Regions from separate parts of the Mus musculus genome. Here regions 2 and 3 are each linked to region 1. A link is a loop called in an ENCODE intact Hi-C map of the cell type or tissue named here. Cell type or tissue: left cerebral cortex. All regions are shown on one strand.

What was found. Peaks named below come from ENCODE experiments on the same cell type or tissue, not always from the same donor. Only the 100,000 strongest peaks of a DNase experiment are listed, where the experiment ranks them.
Region 2: a loop joins it to region 1, with 2.8 times the contacts of the local background. A loop is called at or near these places in 4 of 42 quality-filtered maps.
Region 3: it touches region 1 in a loop (3-fold over the local background); 3 of 42 quality-filtered maps call a loop at or near these places.

What each region holds. Positions count from the first base shown.
Region 1 is chr19:10,863,761-10,871,760 of GRCm38, forward strand. Tmem132a (transmembrane protein 132A) reads right to left here and starts at 6,019. Exons shown (of 11, transcript NM_133804.2): 1 at 5,779-6,019; 2 at 3,170-3,384; 3 at 2,709-2,927; 4 at 1,496-1,827; 5 at 195-344. The coding sequence starts at 5,866. It overlaps Tmem109 (transmembrane protein 109), which reads right to left. Exons shown (of 4, transcript NM_134142.1): 4 at 6,900-8,000. The coding sequence ends at 7,998. In left cerebral cortex, no CTCF peak of the experiment used is centred here; DNase peaks (open chromatin) are centred at 4,735, 5,110, 5,538 and 6,041; H3K4me3 peaks cover 3,487 bases; H3K27ac peaks cover 2,955 bases.
Region 2 is chr19:10,805,475-10,813,474 of GRCm38, forward strand. All of the region lies in intron 1 of Cd6 (CD6 antigen), which reads right to left. Among named protein-coding and RNA genes, the nearest start is that of Cd6, 21 kb to the right of the region's middle. In left cerebral cortex, no CTCF peak of the experiment used is centred here; DNase peaks (open chromatin) are centred at 320, 630, 3,600, 4,227 and 2 more places; H3K27ac peaks cover 4,541 bases.
Region 3 is chr19:10,777,811-10,785,810 of GRCm38, forward strand. It overlaps A430093F15Rik (RIKEN cDNA A430093F15 gene), which reads left to right. Exons shown (of 4, transcript NR_027805.1): 2 at 3,952-5,271; 3 at 7,423-7,535; 4 at 7,608-8,000. Among named protein-coding and RNA genes, the nearest start is that of A430093F15Rik, 41 kb to the left of the region's middle. In left cerebral cortex, no CTCF peak of the experiment used is centred here; DNase peaks (open chromatin) are centred at 3,345, 4,057, 5,793, 6,594 and 1 more place; H3K27ac peaks cover 5,411 bases.

The DNA.
Region 1 (8,000 bases):
GCACAGAAGTGATGTGAATCCCCCAAGATCACAGTGGAAAGTGACAGAGCCTAAGCTTGAATCCTGGCTACAGAGCCCAACTTGGCCTCCAGGCCCCTTTGAACATCCTCAGAACCACTAATCTATGTCCCCAAATGACCCATCAGATGCCCAACCTATTCCCCAACACTCCAGGGCTAGAACTCTTTAGGCACCTGGAATCTGGCCCTGCAGGCCCAGCACGGTGACAGGTGATCAGGCTGGTGTGGTGCTTTGAGCCCTTGAAGCGGTCTAACTTAGCAGTCCAGAGGGTGGGCTGGGCTGGGCGGGCAGCTATCACCTGCAGCCCTTTCTTCACCTTAATCCTGCAAAGAGGGTACAGGTTGTTGGTCAAGATGGAGACTGAGCTGCCGATTGCTTTAGGAAGACAGATGAGGAACCAGAGATATCACCCCCATGTCTGGTCTCCCCAGTTCCAACTAGAATCTCCTTTTATTCCTTCCAGAAGGACCCCAACTCGAGACAGGTCACATATTTCTCTGCCTACCCCAAAGCCACTTACAACTCTCTACTGCCCACAAGTTGAAGCCCAGGTATGGTGTTCCAGAGCCTTCAGGTCCTGACTCAGCCTCAATAAGTGCAGTGACATCTCTTTATACATTCTGGGTTTGGGCCACACCAAGAGTCATCTTTCCCTAGCCCAACTCACATTCATGTCCCCAGGCCTTTGCCCAGGCTACACCCACAGCCTAGTCTAAGTTTCTTCCTAAATACTATTTCTTGGAGGTAGGAGATGATTTTCCCCTACTCTGCCCAAGTCCTCAGGGTTTATCATAGCTTCACCTGAGCACCCCACTCCCATGCTGTCTGATCTAATTCATGCTTTCTCTTCCAGTCCTTGGTACAGATGGGGGCGGGGCCTTGCACACTTCTGTGCAACAGCTCCAGTGTGGAGACACAGGACTTGTACTGAAAGATCTGTGGAGCCAGTGGATGGCAGAGACTGAGTAGGCCTGAGGGGTAGGTAGGGAGTCATGTGGGGTGAGACTCCCAGAGACCCACAAATGTAGAGGGGAAGTTACACTACACATCCTTGCCAGCTTCACTGGGTATGACAGAGGATGCTTGGGAGTAGTTTCCTATAGAAAAGGTAACAGAATGGGTGTCTTTGATGGGAAGGAGTGGGCTTTGTCCAAAGCCCCCGCCCAAGCAGGAGAAACTCAAGCCATACCCATCTTAACATCGTTTGAGCATAACCCAGCACTGGACACTACACTTCTCAGGCTCCAAGCCTCTCCTGCCTCCTCTACCCCAGGACATAAAGTCCCAGGGAGTCTTTCTACTTCTGGATTGTACCCAGCACAGTATCTTGCAATAAACTACTTAGGACTTTTATGCAGAACTCACTGTTAGTGGAGACCCAGAGCTCCAGCAAGACCACAGGAAAACTAGAAACCCACTGTCTTCCCACTTAAGCCCCTATTACCTCTTCCACCCACAGGGGCCTGGTACGCACCGCAGAGTAAGAAGGCTCGCAGTGAAGTTGTGTCGAAGCAGAAGGGTGGCAGTGAAGAGCTGGCCAGGCCTCATTGGCACATCAGGTGCACGCAAAGTGACTGCTTCATCCAGAGGTACCTCCTGGTACTGTGGGGGGTCCTCAGGGTGCAGCTCCACACCACCCACTGGGAGAGCCTGCTCCCTGGGTTCCTCCTCTGTGCCAAGGCCACAGCCCCCAGGGCCCTCGCCTGCAGGCTCCAGCGTGTAGGCCAGTTCGGCCCTTGTGGTGGCACTTTGGGAGAACCAGTGAGAGGGGAATTGCAGTTCCACCACACAGGCACCCAGAGATGGCTGCAAACACAAAAGAGAGCAAAGGCTGTGGTTGGCCCTGAGAAGGGTGGGAAGGAGACTTGCTCCCATTAGCAGAAAAACCTATGGAAGGCAGAACCAAGGATGTCTCCTGGGACCCACCAGATCTGGGTCTCAGACTACTCTGTAGGTCACTCTTCTTGAACAGACTCAGAGCAAAATGGGATAATCTTTACCACATCCCAGGACTTGCCTAGAGCTCAGAATATCAAGAAACAGTTCTTGGGGCTGGAGAGATGGCTCAGCAGTTTAAGAGCACTGACTGCTCTTCCAGAGGTCCTGAGTTCAATTCCCAGCAGTCACATGGTGGCTCACAACCATCTGTAATGGGATCTGATGCCCTCTTCTGGTTTGTCTGAAGGCAGCTACAGTGTACTCATATAAAATAAATGAAAGATTAAAAAGAAAGAAAAAAGAAAAAAAAGAAAAGGAGAGGAGAGGAGAGGAGAGGAGAGGAGAGGAGAGGAGAGGAGAGGAGAGGAGAGGAGAGGAGAGGAGAAGAGAGGAGAGGAGAGGAGAGAAAAGGAACGGCTCTTTCCAGTGGGTATTTGGGCTCAACTGCACAATAATGAAAATAGAACCCACAAAAGTTCCGTCACCACACACAAAGGTAAATGACTCTGTGACAGCGACTCTGACAGTTGCTTCATTTCTTTCTTCTCCAGTTCCCTATAGGTGGGAATTATGTGCCCTAAAACCATGCATCATGGACTGAAATCCTCAAGGAGCCCTCTCCTAGGGCAATCGGGAACCAAAACAGAGCCAGGTGGCGATGCCCTAGACTCTCAGACTGTGGTAGGGTCCTTTCCTTTAGACCCTGGCACCACACCTGCATGGTGCAGCAACAGAAACAACCCACTCACCTGGAAGCGGCAGGCTCGGTGGGCAGTGCCTGCAGGGTGTGTGGCATGTAGTCGGGCACAGGGCAAGCTGCCAGGTCCTGGTGGCCAATCCTGCCCTTTGAGGTGGAAGAGGACACGGGCATAGGGTTCTGCTGGAGTCACCGCTGCTTCCACGGAAACAGCCCGCACATCCCAAGGGACAGGCCGCCGGTGGGGCTCGGTGACCCTAGGAGGGACCACCTGGAAAAGGGCAAACATGCTCATCTGTAGGGTCGAGTGGAGAGGCAGATAACACCATAGCCAGGTCTGGGAAGGTGGGATTTCAGGCTTCTAATCTCGGTGTAGAGAATGGGGAAAAGGTGTCTATGGCCACATCACCCTAATGTGCCCAATCCCTTGCTGGTACTTAGATAGGAGAATGAGAAGAGCCCCAGAACCCCATGACTCTGATTTGCCTGGGAGTTCCCGGGCCCTAGCCTTACCTGCTGAGTGGCAAAGGGTGGGTAGGAGGCCCGGAGAAGCGGCTGTGCCCTGGGCCAGGGCTGCATGAGCAGGAAAGTCTCAGAGCGGGAGGCCAGGGAAGAGTTGGCAGGTGGGTAATGGCCCACCTGCTGCACACGAAAATGCTCAGGGGCATCTAGGAGTTCCAGGGCCACTGGCAGGTAGATGGGGTCCAGGGTATCATGGTTACTGCTAACTGAAGAGGAATAAGGAAAGGAGATGTCAGATAGCTACAGAACTCACAGAGGTTGGACTGGGTGGGCTTCATTCTCAGTGTGGGGCTGGGGGGGAGAGGGCAAAGTGGACTACAAATGTACCATCTCCCAGATGTAGAGGAATCATCCCATTTCACAGACGAGGTGACTGAGGTACTGAGAGCCTCTTAAAAGCAGTCAGAGTTGGAGAGTCAGGGATCGGATGTAAACTTCCCAGCTATTCCTTCTATCTTACCCAGAACTTATCTCTCCCTCCAGCAGAGCCTTTTCAACATCTCCCCTACATATCCCTGCCTCAGATAGGGCATTTGGAGGACACAGCTCCTCCTGCATTGGGAACTACTCAGTAAAAGATGGTTCCCAGTTGAGCTTTGTAGAAATGGAGTCTGTTTTTGCTGTGTCCGTGTCCTTTCATGGACATGGCTGGTCACCCCTTCCAAGTCCAATTACTGTCATGGCACACCCACATCAAATTTCCAAACTTGACCCATTCTGGGGACCAAGCCCTAGTCCTAGCTAGGGATTGGGGTTCAGCAATGACACTTGGGAGGGTACCAAATAGGTCCATGCAGCAACTGGCACTCCCTAAGGGTGGGAACACGAACCAGAAGAGATGGAATATTTGTTCATAAAAAGCACAAAGGTCCACTATGGCTATATTGATTTGTACTATCATCCCCAAATAGTAACAATTTTTAAAGCACTTAACCCCACACAGATTCAATTTTACATGTAGTAAGTCTTTCAGTTCCCACACAATTCTTTGGATTAAATTCTATTACTACAAATTCCACTTAATGGATGTAAAAAATGATGTATGAGGGTTCTCCAACCTGCAGTGGACCTGAGAGGCCAGTCAGGATCTCACCACCTAGCTACCCAGCCGTTCCATCCAGGGCAACCCCAGCATGCCATGTGGCCTTCACACTGTGCCCCCACCCTCCTTCAGGGTCAAGAGTACACCCTGCCTCCTCGAGGAAGCCTTCTGTGGTCATTCAGCCCCTTGCTGGACACCTTGTTCCGGCTCTGCTTGCTGCTACTGCTTTTCTAAGATGGGGAACAATCCTCCCGTTTCTCCAGAGTACCTGGAACCCCAAGTGCAGTCCATGGGCTTGGCTCTGCTGCCTCTCCTGTATTATGTGAACCCCAGGCTCTGTCTTACTCATTCTGTAATTCCCATGACTCTCCCTGAAGAGGTTTGGGGGATAAGGGGAGAGATCTGACTTTATGCCCTAGCTCTACTCCATGAAAGATGGGCCAGTCACCAGCATCTTGGAGCCTGGGTTTCCTTCCTCACTGGTACAAGGGGTGGGAGTATTTCATAACCCGGTGAGCAGGGGAGGGTTTTGGAAGCTTGGTGTAGATCATACTGGAAGTGAGATTGTTAGTGAGCCAAATGAAAAAGCTTTCCTTCCCTCACTGTGGAGGGGTTATTAGGACCCCCACTGGTTCTGCAGGGTTTGGAGCAGGTACCTAAAAGAAGTTCCAGAACCAGCTCTCTCAGCCCCACAGCTGAGCTGGGACGGCGGGGCTTTTCTCTAGAGTGCCCCCCCCCCGCGCGCGCGCCCGCGCACCAGTATCCCTAAGGGTAACAAGTGAGTGACTGTTGTTGGTCCTTAGGGTGGCTCCGGTCCACCTTCTAATTCAATGTTTCCATAATTACAAGATGCTCAGTAGCCTGACTCCCACGGACTTCCATGGTCTCCCATCACGGAGAATCCAGCCCTCTTGATGGGGGCAGAAAGGTAGAGACTACTTCGCCATCTCCCAATTCCCATAACATCTTCCACCTTTCAGCCCCAGCTTATGGCAGGCACGCGGTAGCTGCTGCCCCTTTCGTACTCAGTGATGGGTGCACCCACAAGGGCTCGGAAAGGCAAGGCTGGGACTCTCCCAGAAGACTCCAATGTTGGAGATCTCCTTGGAACAGGGAGAGAGAGGGGGAGAGAGAGAGGGGGAAAGGGAGAGAGGGGGGGGGGCAGAGGCATATCTCTCGGGTCTCAGGCAAAGAGCCTGTTTTGCATTCCTGTGACTAACCAGCGGGTTTCTGGGGACTAGAACTGCAGGTTAGGAAGAGGTGGTGCACGGGGAAGCAGGGCAGCCGGGTTAGATGTCGCGGCTGGAGAGGGGCTCGCAGAGGAGTTGGGACCGGGCTAGTGAAGATGGGAGTGAAAAGACTTTAGGAGCATCTAGGTGGTGCACAGAGAAGAAAGCCAAAGGGCTGTTGGCTGGGAACCGGTTTCCCAAGGTTAGACCTCTCCAGGGCATCGCTCTAGGTTTAGTTCTAGAGTCCAGTGGCTTGGGGGCATCAATGGCGCGTGGCCTCGGACGGACAGGGCCAGGTCGCCCCTCCCCACCCCTCCCTTCCCTCTGACCTCTCACGACTTCCAGGGCGAGAGCCACCAGGAGGCAGAACCAGGCACCGTAGGGCCCCCGAGGGGCCGCAGCCTTGCGTTCAGTCATCGAGGCGCACTCCTTCCCACCAAAGGAGGGTAACCGGCGCGCGGCTCAGGTGGCTGCAATCTGTCCCCACATCTCCCGCGCCCGCTCCGCGCCAGCCGCTGTGGCCAGCTAGTTCCCTGCGCCGCCGGCCCGCGGCTGCAGTTCCCAGACAATGGAGCAGGAGCAGTGGGGTGGGAGGGAACGCAGGCACATGGGCTGTCCCCTTCGCCCCGCCGGGTCCTAGTGCCCTGCGGATCCCAAAACCCAGAGCGTGGCCCCGTGCCTAGGGTGCCTAGGATTGGAATAAGGCAGCGTCCCTGGAGACTAAGCAGATTGATGTCCTCTGCCAGGAAGCACAAGGTGCGTTCTGGGATTCCTCGTGGAAGCCGATGATCAAGGAGAAAAACAAACAAAACCCGTTTCCTCTGCCTCATACCCTCCCCACAGGCATCTCACCTGTGAAGGCATCTAGAATTCAGGGACATAAGAGAACAGAGCTGCTGGGGCAGAAAAGGAGAGGCCAAACCAGGCCAGACCACCTTAGGCCATCCGTGGAGGCAGCTTGTCTCATGCCCAAACCTATCCCAGAAAGAGTCCCTAAGGATGAAGGGTGTAGGCTGGTCAACCCTTCTGAGGGAGTCCTGACTCCCAGTGCCACCTAGCCTTGCCCTCAGGTAGTGTTGGGAGAGGTCCAGATTTGGCATCTCCATGGCAACTTAAAGAGGAAAAAGAAACAGAAACGTGCCCGGGCCTTACACAAAAGAGCAGAACCACCTGGAGCCACATTGAGAACCTTATTCAGTAAATTCCTGAGTCTGGGAGGGAAGCCAGTTTTTCCAGGTTCCCCAAGCTAGCAATATAAGCACCCTGCAGGAAGGGGCAACTTCAGTCCCAACAGAGCTGCCAGATCTGCAAGCTTTCCAAGAGAGTGCATGCCTCCCTCCAGAGTCCTAGGGGGAAAGGTACCAGGTACATCCTGCCTTCCTGAGCCCTCCCTTCCTCCCAACAGATTTCTGCTAGAAGTCCAGAAGGAAGAGAGTTTGTCAGCAGAGACTTTTGAGTAAATACATTTTATTCAGAAGAAGATAATAAAATAGCATGCACTTTAAAACCACCAAGCGCTGATAAAAACATATCACTGCAGCCATGATTCCACATCAAACCTTCAGTAAGAATAGGCATTTAATCTTCACATCTTGTGCTGGACCTGGCATGGGTCATCTCCCTCCACCAGGGACCTAAAGGCCAAGGCCAAGGCCAAGAGTGAGCAAGTGGTGGAGAGGGGTTAGTGGCAGGCTCACTCCTAGCCCTGCAGAACAGATCAGGGCAAAGCCGTGCCCTTCCCAGCTACTGGGACACAACACTGACCAACGCTTGCTTCTGGATGGCAGAGAGTGGACAGGGGTAAAACTGCAAGACAGCAGGTCCTCCTGCCCTTTTCAAGGTCCCTGAAACCCTCAAGGGAGATTCGACAATCCCAGCAGGGCCGTTGCTTTGTTTGCTGGAGTGGGGATTCTGCAAGGGGCTCACTCTGACCACGAAGTAGCCACAGCACACTTTCCCACATTCAGTGTGGCAAGGGGCACCTGGAGGGTGCTGCTGACTCCTGCTAAGGCACTTGTAACAGAGCATAGATGCACAGGCCTCCAGGGACCCTTTCCTCCCCCTTCATCCTTATCTCCAATCTCCTACCCCTGCCCATTGCAGTGCAATGAGGAAGACAGAGAGGGCCGCAAGGGACTTGGGATGGTAGTGTGGCTGGGAGCAGGAAGAAAAGAGCTGGGGGGGGGGGGGGGGAGTGGTCAAACAGGAGCTTCAGCCTGGGCAGGCCTTGTGTAAGGAAGCAGCAGGTTAATCATCACGGAGATCAGCGGGCAGTGGTGCTGGCTGAGAGCAGAAGCCAGGGCTGAGGGCTCCAACCTGCCCTGGGGGAGGCAGGCTGGGAGCACAGAAGGGCAGGGAGCCATCACTTGACTGAGCACCGGCAGAGGACAGGTTCTCTCCTCTCAGCCAGGGGCTAGCGCAGGGGTAAAGGTGTGAAGGTTCCGGACACAAGGCAAGGAAAGGGCAAGGGGGCTGCAAGGAGGTCCGTGAGACCCAGAAGCAGCTCAGCTCTTTGGTACGGTGAGGGTGTCTCTTGGGGACGCCCTTGTCA
Region 2 (8,000 bases), 58 kb before region 1:
CTCGCCCTCCCTCCCTCCCTCCCTCCCTCCCTCCCTCCCTCCCTCCCTCCTTCCTCTCCTCCTCCCTGGCCACCATGTGGTAAATGGCTCTGCCCTGCCATGTGCTCCCTGAAGTGATGGATTGACACCCCTAAAGCTGTAAGCCCAAATCAACCTTTCCTCCCTAATTCATTTTTAAATGTATGTGCCTCAGCAACAGAAACCCAGCCAGCACAGCCCTGCTCTGTAAGCTACACATGGGCAGCACCCTGATTCTTTTGGCTGGCCACATTCACTGGGCAGAAAAAGGATGCTAAGAGGATAGAAAAAGATGGAGACCAGTCTTTGCCAGTGAAGAAAGATTATCAGAAAAAGAAAACATTCTCCCACGATGAGTTTTTCCTCTCTCTGCTTGCTTTGCGTTCTTCTAAAATGTCCATATATTCTACATCAAAATAAAAACGAACTCGCCCACTCACTCATACATCTTCCAATAAGTGCCCTAGGCGGCTGCCCACAGCACTGGTAAAATGAGATTTTGTACTGGTTCTCTGGGCAGGCTGCTCACATGACCCTGTAAATAAAGCTAGAGCAAACCATATGCCAGGCTAATAACTAAAGCCAACTCCCTCCTGGGAAGAAACAGCTCATGCGATTCCAAGATCTGGGCATTTTCCCTGAAAATGTCAGTATTCTCTAGAGGGAGGCACTGTAGGGACCGCGAGGCTAAGCAATGGCAGATGGGGTTCTCGGTTGGTTCTTGTTGTTACCTTACTGTGTGGCTCTGTTTTCTCACTGGTATAATGAGTAGGCGACCATTTCGATCTTTCCCATCCCTTGCCTTCTTTGGTAATTAGATTAAAATGAGGGAGATCAACTACTGACCATTACTACGTGTCTTACAGATGTAGCTGCCCTTCATCTGATTTACATGGAAGATGGACTAGATACCTCCCGAGAGCTCCCTTGAATGAGCCCCCTTGTCAGGCCTGTGTCGTTCAGCAAATGGTCTAGGGACCTCGTTACAGCTGAGCAGTGATGAGGGCAAGATTTGAACCTGAGAAACCTAGATCTTGAAGCCACTTTCTGAACCCAAGCATAGACAGGACAGCTTCTTTACGCACTTGGCATCCAGCTGCAAAGGCTGGGCCACTGTCACTGTGTGTGGAGTGCTCACAGCCTAAAGGCCACCATGTACATGGATCTGGGAAGACTATGTTTTATTCCTTTGTTTGGACCTATGTTTAGAAGATTGTCCTGTGACCCCTATGACAGTGGACACACACAACCCCTGGGGTGTGGTTTGTGCAGTTGAGGAATGGAAAGCTTCATTTTACTTAACTTGATGTATCGCTATTTAATTTTAAGTTCAGTAAAACCATTGGAGAACTTTTTAAAAGAATAAATCACCACCACCAATATCATCACCACCATCACCACCATCACCATCATCACCATCATCACCATCATCATCATCATGTGTGAGGTGGGAGCTCTTGCCAGTGCAATGTGTAGAAGTCAGCGGACAACTTCCTAGAATCGATTCTCTTTGCTCCTGTATGTAGACTGTGGATTCTGGAGATCTAATCCATGTTACCAGGCTTGCTCAGCAATTGTCTTTACCTCCTGACCCATCATCTCCCTGGGCTTGGAGAGCTTTTTAAAAATGCTTGGAACAACCTGGGTATAGCAATCGCCCTTTCTTTCTTTCTTTTTCTTTTTCGAGACAGGGTTTCTCTGTATAGCCCTGGCTGTCCTGGAACTCACTTTGTAAACCCAGGCTGGCCTCGAACCGAACCGCCTACCTCTGCCTCCCGAGTGCTGGGATTAAAGAAGTGTGCCACACCTCGGCAGCAATATCGCCCTTTCTTTATTCTTCTTTTTGAGGCAGGATTCTGTTACACAGTATTTACATTGTAGCCCACACTAGCACTCAAACCCACAGCCATTTTCTCTCCTCAGCCTCCTGAGTGCTGGGATTCCAGGTATGTGGTCGTCACCACACCCAATGCAGATTACTTATTTCAAAACATTAATGTCTAAGTTAGATGTGCTTTAAATGTGAAGTCCAAACTGTATTCTAATGACCTAATGAGGGAAATGGGATAGAGAGGAGACTCACTAAGAAACGAAAATATTTTAGGTAATAAAACATTATTAAAATAACTTCATCTGTTTGACCATGAGAAACGCGTCCTGAAGACACCAGGCTGACATCAGTGCTTGTCTGAAGCAACCTGCCGGGCCCCAGAGCCCCTGAAGCCCCACCCCCCCGCCAGCCCTGCGCCGCTCCTCCGGTGCCCGCTCACCTATGTTTTATCTTTGATGTTATATGCATCGGTGTTTTGCTTGCATGTCTGTCTGCCTGGGTGCGGTTATCAGATGTCCTGGAACTGGTTATGGACAATTTTTGAGCTGCCATGTAGGTGCTTGGAATTGAACCCAGGTCTTCTGGAAGAGCAACCAGTGCCGCTAACCACTGAGCCATCTCTAGAGCCCCTGCTTGGTTTTTTGTTTTGTTTTTTGTTTTTTTCTTGATCACTGAAAATTTCTCCGCTCCAGTGACCAGCATCAAGTATCACAGCAAAGCAAAGGTTTCTCATTAGTTTGGAGTTTCAGTATGATTTTACTTTGCTTCACGAGCCTTACATTTTCCATTCATCCATGCAACCTAGGAAGAGGGACCTGGGGATGCAACGAGCAATCTATTACTTGGTTGACAGAGATTCGCGTGCCAGAGACTCAAGGTTTCCAACCCCAAAGAACTTCAACACCTCAGTGTGTGTGTGTGTGTGTGTGTGTGTGTGTGTGTGTGTGAGAGAGAGAGACAGACAGAGACAGAGACAGAGAGACAGAGAGAGAGAGAGCTGAATACACATGTGAGGTGTATGCATACACCTTATTGTGCAGAGGCAAATGAAGGATGCTGGTGTCCTGTTCTATCACTCTCTGCCTTATTCTCACGAGACAGGGTCTTTTGCTGAACCCAGAGCTTGGCTGAAGACCAACAAGCCCTGGGGATCTCCCTGTCTTCCCCCAGTCACTGCAATGCTAGGGTTCCAGGTGTGTGACCACACCTGGCTGTTTACGTGGGTCCCAGGGATTGAACTCGGGTCCTCATGCTTGAGCAGCAGGTCACTTCACCTCTCTAGCCCAAGAACACGGTTCTTCAAAACACTGCTATCACCATGTCCCACAGCAGAAGATCTTCACCTGCTTGGCATCTTTCATGCTTCCCTGAAGTCTAATTTTCCCCTTCCCTCTCTGCCAATGAGTCCAGGGAGATGGAAAGGGCAGTTCAGAACCTCTACCTTAGGGTCTTACAGTTCAACAGGCTTTGGGTGTCCCCTACCCCAACCAAAGGAAGTGAGAATATGTGAGCCAAGTTCTTCTCAGAGCAGAGAAACCAGCCTGTTGCCTGCTTGCCAATGTGGACGATGAGCCCGTTAACATTTGCTGAACTCAGCTTCATGCTGGGAGCTGGGCCGGGTGTGAAGGAGATAAGCGGAAATGGAATGGTATAGAAAGTAGAAGTAGCCGTAGCCTTTCCAGAGCAGCAATTCACCTGTGTCGGCCTCTGCTCTCAGGACATTCTTTTTCCCCGTGATTTAGAAGAGGGACTTGGGGAGAGACAAACAGTCACTTACACCCTCACTGCCAGTTACCAGCTACACGAGCTGTTCAAGTCAGTAAGCCTGGCTAGCTATAACCTAGCACTGGCCACAATACACGGTGCACATGGATTTGCTTTGGAGGATGACATATGTCAAATGTTGAGGACCTGGAACATGGCCGCCACTTATTACCCTTCACCCCGAGGCTCCGATCTCACTTCTCTGGTTCAATCCCAAGTGGATTTGATAGTGCAGAGAATGATTGATTATGTATTCCATTCTTGACACCATGTGATTTTGAAGCCTCTCGACCTTTGGAACAATCCCACTCTCTCCAAGGCCACGTGCTCTCCTCCCCACCTCCCCATCTTTCTCCCCTTAATCATATCAGAGCTGCCTGCCTCTCTTATACAACTTAGCTGCTGGTTTCCCTGACTCTGCAAACATGGCCTCCTCTGTTCCTGAAGAGATGTGGGCTCCGGTTGCCATGGTAACGAGAGTTTCTTTATATGAACCGACTCCCTTCTTGGCCTCCAAACCTGCTCAGCTTGCACCTACTTTGCAGCTACCAGACTGTACGATGAGAAGCTACTTCACAGAGAATAAAGAACACTTGAAATAAAATTCCCAAGGAGCAGGAGGGAGGCTTCGCCTCCAAGAAAGCCCAGCAGCCAGGAACACTGGCTTTTCCTTTGTCTCACACCTTTGCTCTTCCACTGAGGATGGAGATACAGAGTCTGCAGAAAAGTCCAGGTCTCTTCCTAGCATCGCACTCACTGCGAGATCTTAGACAGAGTCTTGGTATCTGGTTGGGGAAAACCATCTGTTCTAGCAGATGTTACAAAACAGATTGGAATTAAACATGACAGGATTCGAAACTTAGCCTTGGAGCTGGAGATGTAGCCATACAAAGCGAGGACATGACCACTCCAAGGTGTGGTTGAGGGGAAAGGTCTTACAGTGGGTATGAGGGAGACTACAGCCAGAGGCATCTGGAAGAGCCCAGAGCAGGGAGAGAAAGTAGTAGACTCTGTACCAGGCCACAAAAGGAGAGACGGGGCAGGGTGTGGGGGAGAATGAGAGAGAAAGAAAAGAGAGAGCAAAACGGAGAGAGGGCCGAGAGAGGACTAGGAGCCAGGAGAGCACATGGCCACTAGAGCAGGGTTATATGAATGAGAAGTCCGTGAGGTGAGAGGGAGAGGCTTTGGTTAGGGGGCAGGGTGAGAAAGCCTAGAGGAGGCAGGATGCCAGCAGGGACTCTGTAACAGGCACTTGCAGGGCTGAGAGAGCCTGGAGGGCAGCTGCACCTCGCTATGCTAATATTACTAGAGTTAGCCATTTGTCTCCAGTTTCTTTTGGACCTGACAGTAGCTCAGTTGGGAGGGTCCTTGCCTGGCATTCATGAGACCCTGGGTTCCATCTCCGCCATCGCACAAATAGATGTGATGGTGCCCATCGGTACCCTTAGCACTCAGCAGGTAGTGGGAAGAGGGTGACAAGCTCAAGGTCATGCCTCAGCTATATCGTGAGTAGAGACCGGCTTAGGGTACGTGAGGCCCTGTCTCAAAAAAACAGCATTTATTTTAACATACTCAGTTTTCCTTTCCAGTGGAGTGACCTCAAGCAATTCTCACATGCTGTTTCCTCGTGGGTATAAAAATGTCACAGGACTAATGCATGACCACAAGAAGAACCCATTCAAGGTACTGACTCTGTGAGTGCCCAATATAGATACATATGTGCGGATATGTCTGGTGGGTGGGGAAGGCAGATTGTACCCTAAATATACAGAATGTCCCTATATTTATCATAGAAATAGCACAGAAAAGGGCTGGTAATGAGTCCTTGATAAAACTCAAGATGTGGGAAATCATACCTTCATGTGTGTATCCTAGGGGGAAAAACCCTATGGGGTGTTTCCATGCTGATATATTCAAGGAATGTTCACTGTTAACAGAAGAAAGTGAGAAGCAATGTAACAGTCTCCCTGTTGTGTTTAGTTGTAGTGTGTTCATTGGTACATCTCAGAACACAGGGTTAAAGTTTAGAACAGTGTGTCCCATCACACGTCATACATATTGTCTATACCCTGTGCACTTTTTAAAAAAATAAATGTGAACCTGTTACTCAGGTTTTTTGTTATGTTGTTGTTGTTTGTTTGTTTTGTTTTTGAAGATTTATTTATTCTATGTATATCTTCAGACACACCAAAAGAGGACATCGGATCTCATTACAGATGGTTGTGAGCCATCATGTGGTTGCTGGGATTTGAACTCAGGACCTCTGGAAGAGCAGTCAGTGTTCTTAACCACTGAGCCATCTAGTTTTGGTTTCTTTGAAAAACACAGGACTATTATAAGAATATGTTTTCATTTTACTCCCAGGGGTGGCGCATGGGGCTGCTTCAGACTGTCTGCAATTTGTTTCGTGCTCTATCGGAGGCCTGATTTTGCCAGCTGTAGATAGTTTCTGTGATTGTGTGATGTTTGGAATTTTAGGGACTTTTCAGAGGTTAATAAATGCTAGGGCCCTGAGAGGCGGAGTGGATCGTTGGTTGGTTGGTTGTTGGTTTTTCTTGTTGGTTGTGGTTTGTTAAGTAGTCGTGTGCAAAGAAGAAACAATAAGAAGAAATTAGATATCCTGACAGCAAAGATCAAACTTGCCCCAAGGAACTCTATGCCCCTTATCTGCAGGAAGTAGTCTAACTATAATGTCACCTCCTTTCCGACCCTTGACTTTATTCAGGGATCTCTTTCCTTACCTCTCTGTCCTTTTTTCTTTCTTATCTAGTGTTAGGAGGTTGAAAGGGTGGAAGAAAAGAGGGTAGTGAAGGGTAGAAGAGAGAAGAACCCACAAAGTAGCCAAGACAGATACACACTCGTGACTTTATCTGATCACACAAGCTAAGCAGGGTGGGGCCTGCTTAGTACTTAGGTGGGAGAATACCATCTATACACAGCTCAGCTCACATTTTGACACTGCCCTCTGTACATTGATGAATTTTTGTGTAATAAAAATAGAAAAACATGGAAGAAAAGATGCATATACCATGCTGGTACTGGAGGGTGGACGCCCTAGGAGGAATGCTTTTGATAATATCTGCTACTTTCATTCTAATTGATAGTTTTCTTATAAGATCTGAGCAAATATGGCAAAATGAAAACTGCTTAAATTTGAAGGGTAAGCATGACCTTGGCTTGTTAAGACAATTATAATATAGACTTGGGTGTCTATGATATTTATCATAATCCTTGAAGATTTTGTAATAGGGTAATGACAAGATCCATCTTTGAGGCTCATCAAGATGGCTCGGTAGAAAGGGGCTTGCTACCAAGCCTGATGACATCAGTTCTAGCTTCAGAACCCATATGATGGAAAGAGGGAACAGACTCTGAAAAATTGTCCTCTTACTGCTACCCAGGAGCTATGACGTGCATATGAAATAATTAAATAAGAATTGCCTTTGTAGCATTATTGGCATGGTTCTGCACTTTCTAAATTCTGTGACATTTACTATATTCAATTTTAGTGATAAGTATAAAAAGAATTAATGAACACGTTGTGTGGGACCTTCGAAAATCACCCAAGTCATGGTGATGTGCCCTGTCAAATGTCTTCTTGCCTTTTTTGGTTGAAAAGCTATGGGTCTCAATCTCTGTAACAGTGCTCTGAGGTAAATATGGTAAAGAGACAGGATTCAGGAGATGAGGGAACTTTTTGGAGCAACAGAGCTCCTAAGACACAGAGCAAGAATCTGAGCCCAGACAGAGACTGTTCTAGATGCTATCATTGTCACCTCAGGGTCACTCACGCCCTTGTCTGGATGGCCTAGTGTTTCCTGAGCCATCCCCAGGCCAGCTGCTCTTCTGTAAGGAAGTAGAGGTATGGGATCTTGCCATACCTTCTGGCCACCACCCAGCTTGAAGGCCCAAGTGTTAAGAATCCTATCCATAGGATGTAGATGGTTGACAGAGAAGCGAACGAACCTCAGAAATGCAAAGGAGGGTGACTACTGCTCTACTGAGGCAGGGCAGCCAGCCAATCCAGGAAGGTCTTGGTTTTGTTTTCTCAGTACTAAGAGTTACAGCCAGGGTCTAGCATACACTAGGTACATAAGTGTTCTGCCCAGAACCACATCCTCAGCCAATTGTTCCTTTGGTGTTTTGTTTTATTTTAAATAGACTGGCCTTAAACTTTGCTGTGCAGCCCAGGTAGGCCTTGCATCCCGCCTCAGCCTTCTTAGAGTTACAAGTGTCGCCACCATGCTTGTGCGAGTTGAGGAAGTTACTGAATCCATGGTTATAGAGGCCAGTGACATTCAGGTTAATGACCCAGGAAAGTGCTTTCTTGCTGGTCTGAGAAGCACATCCACACGTACCAAGAACCTCTTCTGTGCCTTGTGGTTGA
Region 3 (8,000 bases), 86 kb before region 1:
GATGGTGCATTTTAAACCTTCTCAAAGTTAACCAAAGGATACATTGGCAAAGTTTACCAACAATTGTGTGTGTGTGTGTGTGTGTGTGTGTGTGTGTGTGTGTGTGTGTGGTATTCCTATGTAGCCGAAAACAGCCATAAACACAGGATCCTCCTGCCTCAGCACCCTGAGTTGCTCTAAAATACTCTTAAAAAACAGGAGTGCTGCCGGGCGTGGTGGCGCACGCCTTTAATCCCAGCACTTGGGAGGCAGAGGCAGGTGGATTTCTGAGTTCAAGTACAGCCTGGTCTACAGAGTGAGTTCCAGGACAGCCAGGGCTATACAGAGAAACCCTGTCTCGAAAGAACAACAACAACAAACAAACAAACAAACAAACAAAAAACAGGAGTGCTGGGAAGGAACTTCCACCCCAGGGTTCAGGGCTGGGCCTGGGTGCAGTCAGTGGCCGGGAGCTTGCCTGGCATGCATGATGTTCTGGGCTCCATCATCAGGAGTGTGGTGGTCTAGGAGGTGCTTATCTGGTTTAAGGATAAATAATGAGGCAAGCTCCAAACGAAAACTAGAGATAGCTCTGTAAATTCTGCAAACCACAAAGCAATGTGAGCAAAAGTCTAAGGTATCTGATAAGCAAGAACAATAGGAGAAAGGATCGGTTCTTTTAACCTTTGCTGCGTATTGATGGGCTGAGGCACCGCTATACGCGGTGGGGACGCAAAACACCTGAATACTTAAAAGATAAGAGCCTCAGGGGCAGGTGAAAACATAAGCAGTTTTTAAAAAATATTTAAAATGTCCAATAAGCATATATACAGATATGCTTATTGGACATTTTAAATACACCCACACACACATCTATATAAACAAAATAACCAAAAATTTACTCAGTAGTAAAAAATATTTTTTCTCTCTAAAATTGCTTCATTTTTCTCTTTCTTAAGAACAGTAAGCAACAACAACAACAACAAAAAAAAGCCGGGTGTGGTGGTGCACGCCTTTAATCCCAGCACTTGGGAGGCAGATTTCTGAGTTCAAGGCCATCGTGGTCTACAAAGTGAGTTCCAGGACAGCCAGGGCTATACAGAGAAACCCTGTCTCGAAAAACCAAAAAAACAAAACAAAACAAAACAAAAAAACCCAGTAAGCAGGGTAGCACATTTCTTTAATCCCTTTAGTTAATACCTCTAATTTTAGTTAATGCCCTTGGGAAGCAGAGGCAGGGCTCACACGGGAAAGAGAAGCAACTTCCACAGCTGTCCTCTGCTATGTGCACCACGGCAATGCATGCCTACTCCAGCCATAAAATAAATAATTACTTGTTAATAAACATATAAAAACTTTAAATTTTTTCAAGATTGTATGTGTCTAAAGCCCTCGGTGCTCATGTTGTAGCATGTATGAATGTGAAGGACTGAACCCGTTCGAGGCATTTTGGAACAGGTGAATTGTGGGTTGTTAGCCTTCGGAAAGAACCTCTTATTTCTGTCTTTGCAATTCTATTTATTCTTTTAGATTTTTCTTTATTTACATTTCAAATGTTATCCCCTTTCCTGGTTTCCTCTCTGACAAGGTCTGAAGAAGCCTTGGTTGTTCTCAAAGTTGCTACACAACTAAGGATGCTTTGATCCTCCTGCCTCCAGCAGCAGAGTCCTGGATTTAAGGCACACACCACCACGTGGTCTGTGTGGTGCTGGGGATGGAGCCAGGGTCCAGCTTGCCAGGCAGTGGTGGTCTACCTGTTGAGCTTTATGCCGGGTGCCACTTATGCCTTGTACTTAATTCTTAAATTCATGACGGGTCCTGCGCCTGAAAATAAGGAGGGTGCTTTAAGAACTGATTATATCAAATTAAAAAGCACATTCCGTCTCATTAAACGCACAAACACCTGGCAAACGACGCAGGGGAAAAGTCGCATCACGATGATTAAGAACTGGAGCCCTAATTTTATTCTTTACAGTCTTAATTTTTTTATATATAACAAAGAACAGTAGCTTTTATCTATGAGAGGTAAAAATCATTATTATAGCCAGGTGTAGCGGCACACGCTTTTAAACCGAGCACTCAGGAGGTAGAGACAAGCAGACCTCTATAAGTTTGAAGCTACATAGCAAGTTCCAGGCCAGCCAGGACTACACAGTGAGACTCTGTTTTTAAATATATACATAAAACTTACAAAAGGTCTTTACATCCCCGAGGCTCAATGTATCTTCCTTCAACCTCTACGCACTTTCTTAGGTGAAGTGGCTCTAAGTTATAAGCAATGATAGCAAGTGTTCATTTAGGGGCAGGGGGATTGCAATGAACACTCACTGTTGAACCTTCTGTTTCTAGACTTTGGATATTCTGCTGCAAACAAAACCAAAAATAACAAACAAACCAAAACAAACAAAAAACCGTGTCAAACGTGTAGCTGACCTTGTGATGTGCTCCTACTCTGGGGAAAGCTTCTGTAGTTTATTTTCTTTTTTCTACCTTAATCACAGAAAATTGTAACCAAAATAGAAAATCTATTTACCTTCCATAACAGAAAAATGTAGACACAAAACTGAGTTTGTCATGTAATTCTTTTTCCTCTATGCCTTTTTTTTGTCTCTTGACTTTTAAAATTGTTTTTAAAAATAGAAGATATTTTTTGACGTCATCTATGTGATATATCTTGATCTCATCCATCCTCAGACCCCCCATCCCTCCCACCCCCAGGGTGGGACCCCTAGCATACCACTCACACCCTCCCCTGTTCACATCCTGTTGGAATGCTGAGTCATTTTTTTGGCTGGATCTTAAGCAGGTACCTGTAGCTGCAGGGGATTTGGGTGTGCAATGGTCATGTCACATCCAGAAGGCACCATGCCATACATTGTCCTCCCTATCCTTCCTCTATTAGATTCTTTCCATCCCTCCTTGGCAATAGTCCCTGAATCTCCAGGGAGGGATTTGATATCTATGTCCTGTTTAGGACCGAACTCTCAATACTCACTTAGTCTCACTTCTTCGACTGTTATGCGTCTTTGCCTTGGCTGCTGCCCACTGTAGAGCAAAGCTTCTCTGGCCAGGGTTGAGGGCAGCACTAATCTATGCGTGTTAACTTAAGTGTTTAGAAGGCAGGTTAACAGGGGGTCCATTTAGCAAGACAGTGCTCTGCCTAGGACTGGCAGTTTCTTATGCAGTGAACACACCTCTCTATATAGTACGGACACATTAAGGGGTTTGCCCGAGAGAGATGAAATCTCATCCTACAGTCTAGAAGATGATGTTGAGTCCTTTGAAATCAGTTACATGGAGACTGTCGCTCAGATCCTCTGAAAGAACTGAAGGTGCTCATGACCACTGAACCATCTGCCCGGTCCCCTAACTGTCACTTAAAGGGGGTGCATTTTATTGCAATTATGTTATTTGTCAGCCAAGTTGATTTTTAAATTTTTTTTAAGGTTTTCCCATGTAGGGCCAACTACATAATTAAGATGGCTATAGAGCATGAAATACAGCCGGAGAGCAGAGGGTGGAGTGAAGCCGTCTACACAGCATGCACAATTTCCCTGTTCATACTTCACTTGCCTCATTTTTTAGCTTGGTAGTGTGCTGGGCCCTCCCCAAGACATCGAGCCTGGACCCCCTGTCTTTCACTCCCCACAGAGCGTTTCATGGAGGCTGTGCCACCCCAATCAACCCATCTTCCCACCGAACTTTAGGATGTTTTTTTGTTTTGCACCATTATCAACACCTCCCCTCCCCCACCACCTGCCTCTCACAAACCTAAAAAGAAAGAGAAAAAGGCTCCATGATGAGTGGATTAAGAGTTTAAGGAGGCAGGGGCTGATGGGCAGGGGCCGGTATCAGAGTTCTATCCCACTACGGTTATTTTAAAAGAGTGACATAAGTTTTCTGGGTATCAGAATTCTATCCCACTGAGTTTATTTTGAGAGAATGATGTAAGTTTTATTTTTAAAATTTCAGTCTTGAAAATATGACATTGGACACGAAGTATGAATCACATCCTGCCTCAGTGAGCTTTTGACAAGATGTTACAGAAAACAGCTCTACAATGTGGGGGCCTGTGTGCAACTTACTGTCAGTCAGTGCTGGAGACCAGGGGCATGGGGCCTCCAGAAGCACCTTCCACCTTCCACACAGCGCGAAAAGAAGACACACTGATGATGGTCAGGCCCCAGTGACTCAGAATTCATTTTTTCTTTTTTTAGTTTTTAGTTTTTTAGATAAATTGGGTAGGCACAAGTGTTAGTGCATGGAGCTCGGACATGGCTTTTTATGGTAGAGCTGCAGAGTTTGATAGCTACAGTGACTGTAGCTATCAAATCCTAAGGTATTTTTTAGTCCCCTTGCCTGGCTCCTGACCAATAGCCAAACCCGCAAAAGTGCATTGTTTGGATAACATAGTCTCTGTGCTGTGATTCAGCTAAGAGTTTAAGAACTCTAAGAAAGCAGTTTGTGTTCAGGTATGCGTGACCAGCATCTCCCAGGAGAAGCCATCTTTTAAACCAACTCTAGAGAAGGCAGGCCTCTTACTGAAGACGGAGCAGGGACTAATGGCCCCTCAGTAGGCATTGGCGTTGGCTGTGGACATTTTGGGAAGGAGCTCTTCCAGAGCCTTCAGTTTCAGCGTTTGTAGCCGACAGATGAAAGTTTGTATGAGTCCATGTGTTCACTTACAAACACCCTGAGGTGTCCCTGGATGCCTTCCGTGGCCCCTTCTCAGGTTACAAACTTCCTGGACCTGTAGCAGCCTCAAGGAAGCCAGACACAGCAAACTGGAAGGGTGCTATACCCTGCCAGCCCCACCCTGGTACAAGACTTGAGGACTGGCACATATGTCTGTCACCCACTCCGTGGTCAACCAGGGCAACTTAGTGAGACTCTTGACTCCAAAAACATAAAATTTTTAAAATGAAGGAAAGGTTGAACTTATAGCTCAGTGGCAGGGCGCTTCCCGGATGTGTGTGGGTCATGGGTTCACCCTCAGCATTGCCAGACAAATGCTCATCTAGAGATTGACTGGCCTCTGGATTGCCAGTTGGAGGCCTTAAAGAGGGGAAAGTCTATACTGTGGACTCATGTCTCAGCTATGGCCAGTGAGACTCTCTCAGCATCAGTGACTTCGTCTCCAAAGCTGGGCAAAGTCCTGGAATTTGCCAGCAATCCTTGGGCCTCAGCCGCTCCTCTAGAGAGAGGAGAGGGTGATGTGTTGCAAAGCCTCTCCTTAGGACACTGCATCTCTGCTGGCTGAGCCTCTTGGTAATGGTTTCTGCTGATGCTGAGGTACAGTTGGGTCTGGTAGATCCGAAGCCCCTATGGGAGCTCTGTCCCTCAGTCACTCCTGGAAGTGAGGGCTGGGCCACTAAGGTTATGGGCCAATGAGCACTCTTCCCTTGAGTGCTTGAGATGTTGCCAAAGGTCCCTTTGTAACTCCCCTCCCCCAAGGAAGCCTCTCAGACCAGAGGTGCACTGCATCTATAGATCCAGATCCTGGAGGGGGTGGCTGCTAAGATGGTGACGATAAAACTGTTGCAGACACATAAAGCTTTGCTTTCTGTTTTTTGTGTGGGCACTGTCCTGGTGGGGGGAAATCAGATGTCCTTGAATGGGTTTATTAGAGGGGTTCATTGTCTTGCCACACCCTTGGCGCCTGAGCGGGAAGAGAGGCTGACAGTGGTAAGAGAGGAAGTCTCAGACTCAGTCTGGGCTGGGTTTGAGTCTTTCTGGGGCTAATAGCTATGACTGCCACTGAGGGTTGTTACACGAGCAAGTTAGAGAACAGAAGAACGAGGAGCCCTTGAACATGAACAGGTGACATATTTGCAAACTCAATGAAGACTGTGAAGAATGTGGGAGCAGAGGGGTGGCTTTGGCTTCTGTTCTATATGAGTTTAGTACAAAAACCATTTCTCAGCTGGCCGTGGTAGTCCAGGCTTGCCATCCCAGCACTTTGAAGGCAGAGACAGGAAGGTCATGAGTTAGAGTTAGCCTGGGCTTCATAGTGAGAGCCTGTCTGTTGTCCTCCCCTGTTTCTCTCTGCTTTTGGGACAGTAGCTTATGTGTCTCACTCTGCTCCTTTGAAGCCTCACTTCTAATTACTTTTAATTAGTTCATGTTGCTTAATTAAAAAGTGATGAACTTGGGGACCTGCCTGGTCAGATGTGTTACTCAGAGCTCTGGCGGGGCCTGAGTGCCTACAGCCTGGAGAAGGACACCCGAGGGTGATGTCAGCGAGCTTCAAATTAAGAAGGGGGCAGGGAGGTGTTGGAGCTGGGGGATGATGACAATGGGTTCTTGTTTTAATTTGGAGCAGGAGTGAAAAAAGGCAGTGACACTCATCTGTGACGTTTGAAAAACCTTTGTGGGACACAGATGTTCAGGTAGAAGAAGGGTAGCCTATTTATAGAAAGACATGTCAAAGGAAGAAACAAGCCTGCTTCTTAAACAAAGAGAGACAATTAACCTAAGACCTTCCCTGGCTGCACACACAGTAGGGTAGATGCCTTGGAGGTCACGTGGGCCAGATGGTCCTGGGCAGCCCCACATGGAGGCTAGTCTAGTTCTCTATCCCACCCCTTCCTTGTGGGTGATGAGGGTGCCTCAGGGCTGTGCGAGGGCATTTTTCTGAGCTGGCTACTGGCTCATGCTCAACTTTCACTGAGTTTGGTCATCAGCGGGTTTCTCTGCTCTGACTACCTGAATTAGCATCTTTGTGTCTCCATTGGTCCTTGTAGAGCAGTGTTCTCCAAGCGCACTTAGGAAGGTGGTGGGCAGCAGGCCTTTCACCTGCAGATTTGGGTAATTGAGATGCAGCCACTGTGGAGCAGGGTATCAGCCTGCCTCTCCTTCACAGGGGACTCTGCTGTAATGGGGCGAAATCTCCTAAATCCAGACTGTGCACTTAGTGTCTCATATGTATCTTTTTCCTTCCTTCATTAATTAATTTATTTACTTTACCTTCTGATCCAAGCTTCCCTCCCCTTCTCTCCTCTCACTCCCACCCCCACCCCTCCCAAAAAAAGCAAACAGGACTGGTAAACTGTAGCTTCACAGTGGAGACAGCTGTCGGAAGCCACTTCAGGCAGACATACAAGGTCAGCATCTGTCATGGTGACTGGCAGTGTGTGCCATTGGCACAGGTTGAAGATGCCAGTCATCCCTAGGTTTTGGACCCAGACTCTTGGTGAAGGGATTGGAAAAACAGATCAGGCTGATTGCTATTGGCCTTGAAGTCTCCATCCCCCTCCTCAGCTCTCTAGTGCTGGGATTACAGGCTTGTCCTGCCACGCCTGACTGCTATTCTCTTAATTGTGATAAATTCATGTTGCTTGCGCAAGTGGCTCATAACAGGAAAGTGAGCCCAGGGTGTAGGGAAATTTTCTGTGCCATCTATGAAAGTCTTAAAATAATTTAAAATAAAAGTTGTTTTTAAAGGGAAATATGGCCCGAGGCAGATGGCGAGAAAGCTGCGCTGGCGGCCAGAAGGGATCGGAGCCAGCTGGAGCCACGAGTCAGGGCAGACTCTCAAAGCTCAGTTTCCTTGGATGGTATGTGTGTGAGAGGAGGTTGGGGCTGCCCCCTTGGCCTCTGAGCTGATGGTTTTCTTGCTTCCTCTTCAGCTCTCCATCTAGCCCTGAGGCCGACACCCTAAACTTCTGGGACCCCAGGAATGTGGGATTCAGAGAGGCCAGTTCGGCTGGAGACAGTTCCACACCAAGGATGCTTTTCCCAAGGACACAGTCCCTATCTTCTAGGTGCCTGGACTCCACACGTGCCGAGTGCTCCTGAAATGAAGTTCTAGAACCTACAGCCACTGGACAGGTCTCTAGTGGAAAAGCAATGCCTGTGAGTTTGCTTGGGCTGGCCTTGAACTCACTATATAGTTAAGTATGATCATGAACCTCTCATCCTCCTGCCTCAGGCTCCTGAGTGTTGGGATAACTGGTGTGTTTCCTAAAAGCAAGACTATTTCTTTACAGACTCCGGCATACGTTCAGAGCATGAAACTTGAC